Regions from separate parts of the Homo sapiens genome. Here region 1 is linked to region 2. A link is a contact called in ENCODE Hi-C or POLR2A ChIA-PET data. All regions are on one chromosome and are shown on one strand. The core of a region is the stretch at or near the end of the contact, and the rest is flanking DNA. Distances in the headings are between cores, read along the strand shown.

The links. A loop is a pair of places that touch in the nucleus more often than their neighbours do. ChIA-PET counts read pairs that join two places held with the same protein, here RNA polymerase II (POLR2A). Pooled maps may share reads with other maps.
Region 1: a map of endothelial cell of umbilical vein shows a loop between it and region 2 (9-fold over the local background). The contact joins the promoter of PTPRA here to the promoter of TRIB3 in region 2. A Hi-C loop is called at or near these places in 1 of 168 maps with a recorded cell type or tissue (endothelial cell of umbilical vein) and 2 of 50 pooled maps. POLR2A ChIA-PET finds 5 or more read pairs at or near these places in 1 of 52 experiments (BJ).

Annotation. Positions count from the first base shown.
Region 1 is chr20:2,872,012-2,875,673 of GRCh38, reverse strand. It overlaps PTPRA (protein tyrosine phosphatase receptor type A), which reads right to left and starts at 2,193. Exons shown (of 24, transcript NM_001385305.1): 1 at 1,914-2,193. RefSeq lists silencers at 1,720-1,999, 2,010-2,059, 2,240-2,309, 2,930-3,069 and enhancers at 1,554-2,183, 2,184-2,815, 2,816-3,445, 3,446-3,662.
Region 2 is chr20:378,371-382,509 of GRCh38, reverse strand. TRIB3 (tribbles pseudokinase 3) reads right to left here and starts at 1,750. Exons shown (of 4, transcript NM_021158.5): 1 at 1,341-1,750. RefSeq lists an enhancer at 1-631 and silencers at 317-906, 1,177-1,286, 1,307-1,466.

The sequences.
Region 1 (3,662 bases), core at 944-3,443, 2.5 Mb before region 2:
CATTACATAGCTTGTCACAAGGCAAATAAAAAATAGCTATTATTATTATCACAATCTTATAGCACCTGTGATGTATTTATATCCACCTGTCCTACATTAGACTCTGAGTTCCTCAAAGGTTAAGGACTGACTTCCTCACTTTTGTATCCCAAGCAATTCACCTGGCAAAGGGAAGACACATGAATGTACTGAAGTCAGAGGGGTGGTTTTTCTGGTTCTGTATTTCACCCAGATGTTAAGTGGCTAAACAGAGAACAGGCCCCGGGATCCCACCATGCCTTACAATGCACGGTATCAGCCAGGTCACTTTGAGCAGGCAGAGGTGAAAAGAGACTGAAGGGCTTTTAGTCTTTCAGAGACAGTTTTTTGGAGGCCAGTGGGATATGGGACCTACCAGTTCCCACCTGCTGACTGCTTATGGGGGCTGGGTGGGATGGACATGGGGAAGCCGGGAATCAGAAATACTAAAAGTCCTGGGCATGTACTCCAAGCAGGCCTTCAAAACACGAAAAAATCTCTTGGGAAGTGGATACCGGGAAATAAACAGAGCCTAGGCATAAGAGAGAAGAGATTGGAAAGAATCTACAAGACAACTTGGAGGATTCTCCCACCACGGGAGATAGAAAGGTGGGCAAGACACAGCTCCTGCCCGCAAGAAGCTTCTCAAATGAGAAGAACTTTAAAAGAAAAAGTGGAGCTTGGCAGGTAAAGGTGGGGAAGAAAGAGGATCACATAAAACAAAAACATCCCAACATGTGAGGGGGCAGTCAAGCAGCTCTGAATACTAGCCAGCAAGCGGGATGAGGGGAAGGAGAATTGGAGGATCCGATTAGGCTAAAAGTAAAGGAGTAAATTGAGGCAAGATTGTCAAGGGCTTTGTATGACCTGATAAGGCATTTTAGGCTTCATTCATCCCATGGGAAAAAGAAAAGCGAGGGAGTTTTTAAGTAAACAAGTGACAGCATCAGATCTGTTTCTGAAAGGAGTGGCCAGGCAGGAAGATGTTCGCCCTTTCCTAGTCAGTCCTCCTCTCGCCCACCATCTTCTGTTTCTCAGGCTGCCTGCACAGCTAGCAGGTGGCAAACGAAGCCATCTCCAGGGTGATGTGGACTGGTTCTAGAGCCGGAATCCCTCTCCTGAGCAAAGGCTTCTGATGGCGTTCACCCTGCAGAGGGTGGATTTGCACATTCTTCTTTTCCTGTCTTACAAATATCATCAGTGATCTCAAAAATAAAAACGAAACCCTCAAGACAGGACTCTGCTCTGCTATTTTTTTTTTTTAATCTTCAGGAGATATAATTAGTAACTAATTTTTTCAAAAAAAATTTTTTATTTACCGAAAGTAAAAAGGGAGGGGACCTGCGTTCTCAATTGGCCTATTCTGAATTCTGGGCAGCTCTCAGCCCTTATTTCCCTTCTTAAACAGCCTCAACAGTTGGGAGAGGGCGGCAAGGAGAGGGGCCTGGGAGACGGGCCGGGGGACCGAGGGAGGTGGACTTGAAGGGAAAGAAAAGTTGGTCACTGCAAAAGCAAATTTTCTCATGCCAAGAGTTTTCCTCTTTCCTCCCATTAAATGGACCTGAGCAAATTCTGTTCTCGCCGTTCTAAGTTTCTTCTCTGAGAATCAACTCTGGCAGTGCCCTGGCCTGGTCCCAGAAGGACGCATGCAAAGTTCCTGGGCAGTCGCGAGGGGTCGGCACTCGGGCCGGCACGTTTCCGGGGACCCCCTCCCCGCGACGGACCCGCAAGGATGCACAATCAACCTGCAGGCGCCCGCAGGCTTCTACCCGGAAAAGATGGCTTAGGGCTTCGGGCTCCGGGCTCTGGGCTGTGGCCCGGGACCCCTCCCACCGCCCCCGGGAGCCGCTCCCCCTTCCGGAGCCCACCCGGGCGCAGCGGCCGCGAACACTCACAGAGTCGGGCGTTGGGCGGGACCGCTGGGGACGAGGACAGCGGCTCCGCCTCGGCTCCGCGGCGGCGTTTCGGGCCGCCACTAGCCCTCAGGGCCGCCGCCCGGCCCGCGGCTCCGAGCCCCGCGGCGGCGGCGGCGGCCTCGCCTCCATGGCGAGGGGAAGCGGCTGAGGGGCGACTGGGCGGGCGACAGTGATGGCGGCAGCGGCCGGGGTCCGAGCGCGATCGCGCGCGCGCGCGTCTCTGTCAGCGCCGCACTCGCCGCAGCCTCGCTCCCGACCCGGCCTTGGCTGTAAGACGCGTGTTCATTGGCTGTTCAGAGACAGGCGCTGGTTGGCCGACAGCGAACGGGCGTCTCCGGCCCGCGCGGGCCCCGCCCTTGCGCTCCGCTGGGCGCTCACTTGCCGGCTGGGGCGCCGAACCCGGTCGCACGTTCTCCTGGTAGCTCCAGAGGGGTTCGCCCCGGGGCTGCCCAGTCCTTCGGGAAGCTGGACCCCGGAAGGACCGGCTGCGAGTGCACCAGTGCCTTCAGCCATTCTACAGTCACAGGCCTCATGACTTGGGCCTTCTTCCCAGTTTACAGATCAGGAAACCGAGGCCAGGCACAAACTACACCAATGTCTAGCCACCAGGGCGGCCTGCAACTCGAGAGCCATCTTCCTAACCCTCTCCAAACGTGATACTGTGGGTCTTTTTTTTCCCTCCCCTAATTGCTGCAAAGAACGACGGATCTCACTGGGGAGGGAGAGGAACCTGCCAAGTCCCTAGAACGGATCTGGCTCCGTGGGTGTCGTCTTATATCAAGTCAGCCCACGCCGTCCCCACCCGAGCTCCAGGGTAATCTCCCCCGCTTTCCAGATGCGCATGCTGGGGCCCCGCTCGCCACCGAGCTGAGTAGAAGCACAACACATGGTGCTCTGCGATGGAGGTGCCTTTTGCGATACGCCTGGCGGGGGAGGGGAGGCTCAAAACGCAGAGAGGAGCCAGAGTGCGCCCTCCCCCGGCCGGGGTTGGGGCGCGTACCCCCTTCCCGGCGCTCCCGGCACGGCGTCTGGTGCGTGACACCCGCGAAGCAATCGCTCAGTCCATCCAGCGGCAGCAGGTTCCTACACGGATCCCCGCGGGTGCTGCAGGACCTGAGCGTCTGCGGCTGAAAGCCGATTACGCAGTCGAGATAGGTGGTGGCAAATGCGACATTTCGCCGGGTTGTGATCCCCAGTAGGGACCCCTGGACATTCCGAGACCCGCGCAGGGCGAGCGGCTGGGCGTCTGCAGGCAAAAGACAGATTGCACAGTAGCGCACAAACCGAGCTTGCGGGTAGGGGACGCTTTATCCCAGACCCAGAGTCTGCGGTTCCCGGGGTAGGTGGCGGCGAGTCTCTCCTCCAGACCGGGCAACCCCTGAGTCCCCCTCACGCACCCCAGGCCGGAAGGAGTCCCACATTCGGGGCGCCCCCGGGGAAGGGTTGTGACCGGCGGCAACTCTTCATGGCAGGAAACACTGCGGCGCAAAAGGGGCTCCCAGCAGCCCCCACCATCTCCAGTCCTACCATCTCCGGTCCCCACCACCGCCTTCTGTTGGGGCGCCAGTTAGGGACTCTGTGCCCCACTCCTCCGTATTGTGGGCTCACATCAGCAGCCCCTACCATCTCCAGTCCTACCATCTCCGGTCCCCACCACCGCCTTCTGTTGGGGCGCCAGTTAGGGACTCTGTGCCCCACTCCTCCGTATTGTGGAATAAGTTAGTCCAT
Region 2 (4,139 bases), core at 501-3,000:
TGGGATGACACTCCTTACATCTCAAGGCTGTTCTGAGTCACGCAGGATGATACCTGGCTGTGCACATGCTTTGTGCCCTGTGCAGCAGGAGACTGCCTGGAGTCCCTCTGGCCTGTGCCACATCAGTAGTCCAGGCTGCCTTGGCCCCGGCCATCCCTCAGAGCCTGTTGGGGCCTGGGATAAGCTCCACCCAGATGGGGACAGATGCGGTAACTGAGTCTATACATCTTGGGCAAGGCATTTTGCAGACCACACTGCAGAATAGAATCTGTGATGTGGAATGAAAGCAGCCCCTAATATCTACCTCTTGCTGTTCCCTGCCACACTCGGGACCCAGGGAAATGAGGGCGGGTTACATCAAGCGCAAGCGCGCGCGCGCACGCACACACACACACACACACACACACACAGCCCTCCCAGCTGTCACACCCATGGTCTACCCGAGCAAGGCCGCACCCCCACCCCGCCCCGCCCCCCGCAGCCAGGCCCCTCCCGTGGGAGCCCAAGCGAAAGGCGGCGGGTGTCCGAGTCAGAAGTTTCAGCGGAAATTGAAGCGCGGCCCTGGGACAGGAGGGGGGTGAGGCAGAGGGAAGGAGGTGGCTGTCGTCCCCCGCCCTCCCCGGTCTGCAGGCACAGCACACACCGCAGACACGCGCGCACCGTCCACCTGCAAACCCGGAGCCGCGCACTGGGGAGAACCAGCGGCCCTGCCGGGCCAGAGATCGCGCGCTGCGCCCCCGCTCCCACTCCCTCGGCTCCCCCGCTCCAGGGCACCCCAGCCCTGTCCCGGCGGTGTCCCCTGCACCGCCAACCCCTGCCACCAAGTGCCCAGCCCTCCAGACAGCTCTCACCATCTCCTGAGACACAGGTGCTCGGGACCCACCCTCACCCAGGACTCTCCCCTGCGGGTTCACGAGGACCCCCTCGGATCCCCCGCCACCCCCAGAGTCCTCCAGTGCCCCCCACAAGCCCCTCACCGCACCACACGACTCCCCTATCCCGCACTCACGCAAAACAGACCCCCGCACGCCCTCCTCTAGGGGTGACGGCCGGACACCTCCGTCCCTGGCTTCCCCAGCCCAACTCGGGCGACCCCACGCTCCGCGGGGCCGCGTCACCTGAAGCCCGGGGGGAGCACTCAGCCCAGGCCCGGATCAAAAGGGATCTGACCTGGCCGCGCCCCGACGGCGGGGTCTGTGAAAAGGTGTGTAAGGGGCGTGCGTGCGTGTAACACGCGGCAACACGCAGACGCCCAGAGGCTTCCGGCGCCCCCTTCCCCGGCCGCCCCCTCCCGCCCCCCGGCCTCCGGGCGAGTCCGCAGGCCGCACCCCGCCGAGTACCTCGCCCCGTCGTTCCGCGTGGGCCCGGGCGCCGCCGGGGCTCAGAGCCTCCAGGGCACCAGCAGGTGGGCCGGCCCGCTGCGCTGCTGCCGAGCTCGGGATCCCAGCCCAGCTCCAGCCCTGCCCGGGTCCTAGCAGCGGACGCGCGCGGAGCCGCCTCCACTTCCGCTGCGAGTCTCGTGCGCGCCCGGCCCCCGGTCCGGGTGATGCAAACCGGAGCTAATCCCCCGGTCCGGGTGATGCAAACCGGAGCTAATCCCCCGGTCCGGGTGATGCAAACCGGAGCTAATCAGCCGCCGTCTGATGCCCTCGGGCCCGGGATCGCACCATCCCCCGCGCCGCGCCCGGGCCTCTCTCCTCTGCATCCGCTGCACCTGGGACCCGCCCTCGCTGGCCCCCTAGGGGCGTCTGGTCAGTGCAGACATCAGCCACGGACTCTCCCTATCACCTTGGAAAAAAAATTTGCTCTTTTTTTTTTTTTTTTTGAGACAGAGTCTTGCTCTGTCGCCCAGGCTGGAGGGCGGTGGCGCGATCTCGGCTCACTGCAAGCTCCGCCTCCCGGGTTCACGCCATTCTCCTGCCTCAGCCTCCCGAGTAGCTGGGACTACAGGCGCCCGCACCACGCCCGGCTAATTTTTTGTATTTTTAGTAGAGACGGGGTTTCACCTTGTTAGCCAGGATGGTCTCGATCTCCTGACCTCGTGATCCACCCGCCTCGGCCTCCCAAAGTGCTGGGATTACAGGCGTGAGCCACCGCGCCCGGCCAAAAATTTGCTCTTCTGAGCCTCGGTTTCCCCACCTATGAAATGGGAAGAACATTCCTCCTTCTCAGGATGGTGCTTAAAAGAGCAAACAGTGACTGTTGTCGGGGTGCTTCCCCTTTTTTATAAAGCACATTCCCAGCACTGCCTTATAAAACCTTTAGGAGAAGTGGACATGCGGGAATCTCCATTCTCCACATTCTACTGAGAGCCAGCCTGAGGCCCAGCTATGGGCAAGTGGTTCAGAAGCTTCAGGAAGGCCTATGGACTTAAGAGCTGACTCTGGGCTCAAAGGAACCACCGTGGCGCCCTTGGGAGGCCTAAGGTCTGCTGAGCTTCCCCGCGTCCCTTTGCTAGAGGCAGTGCGGCCTAGTGGTGAAGAGCCCCTAGAGCCAGCTGGCCTAAGAGTGCACTCCACCTCCGCTCCAACCCACAGTGCTACCCCAGAAAAGCTACCTAAAACCCTGCCTCAACTTCCTGCTCCATAAAATGGGCTCATAATTGCGCTCACTTCATAAAGTTGTTGTGAGGATTAAATAATTTAATATGTGTAAGACGCTTAGAACAGTGTGTGGCACATTGCGGATGCTCAGTGGAGTGTAAACAATGGAGACAGAGAGGGAAAGAGGCCTTTAATATGCTTGCACCCAAGGCCTGGGAGGGCTTGGTGCTACTTGATTTGGGGTGAAACACCCCTCTGCGTCCTAGGCGTCCAGCACCTTTCTTTTTTTTTCTTTTTTTGAGGCAGAGTTTCACTCGTTGCCCAGGATTGAGTGCGATGGCACGATCTCGGCTCACTGCAACCTCCACCTCCCGGGTTCAAGCGATTCTCCTGCCTCAGCCTCCCAAGTAGCTGGGATTACAGGCATGCGCTACTATGCCTGGCTAATTTTGTATTTTTAGTAGAGACAGGGTTTCTCCATGTTGGTCAGGCTGGTCTCGAACTCCTGACCTCAGATAATCCACCTGCCTCGGCCTCCCAAAGTGCTGAGATTACAGGCATGAGCCACCGCGCCCGGCCTGGGTCCAGCACCTTTCTTAGAAATCCCTTTTGATCTGAATTCACCAGTGTCAAAAAATAACTCCTCAGCTGGGTGAGCTGGCTCATGTCTGTAATCCTAGCACTTTGGGAGGCCAAGACGGGAGGATTGCTTGAGGCCAGGAGTTTGAGAACAGCCTGGATGACATAGTAAGACCCTGTCTTTACAAAGAGAAAAAGATAGCGGGCATGGTGGTACGAGCTTGTGGTCCCAGCTACTTAGGAAGCTGAGGTAGGAGGATCACTTGAGCCCAGGAGTTCAGGTTACAGTGAAACGTGATTGTGCCACTGCACTCCAGGTTGGGTGACAGAGTGAGATCCTGTGTAATAAATAAATAAGTAAGTAAGTAAAATAACTCCTCTAGAGGCTGGGCGTGGTGGCTTATGCCTGTAATCCCAGCACTTTGGGAGGCTGAGGCAGGTGGATCACGAGGTCGGGAGATCAAGACCATCCTGGCTAACACGGTGAAACCCGTTTCTACTAAAAGTACAAAAAATTACTAAAAATACAAAAAACACACCTGTAGTCCCAGCTACTCGGGAGGCTGAGGCAGGAGAATCGCTTGAACCCAGGAGGCAGGAGTTGCAATGAGCTGAGATTGCGCCATTGCACTCCAGCCTGGGCGACAGAGCAAGACTCCGTCTCAAAAAAAAAAAAAAAGTAAAATAAAATAAAATAACTCCTCTAGGCAGAGGCTGGATGGGAGGCAGGGTGGAGTCATATTTGTTTTCCTGTTTCCAAATCCCTGGGGACCAGCTCACCTGTGTCCCAGAGCCTTCAGGGTATACCAGGGCATTCTGGGATCTCATTTAATCCTGGCAACTCCCCTGCTGGGGAGGGGTGAATAAACTCATCCTCTATCCTGGGACACCGAAATGGTTAGGAAGATCCCACAGCTGTGAGGGGTGAAGAAAGGTGGGAGGGCTGTTTCCTGAGCACCCCTCTGAAGGTGTGCTGGGTTTGCTTGTACATTCCCAACTAACGTTGTTTTGTGCTGT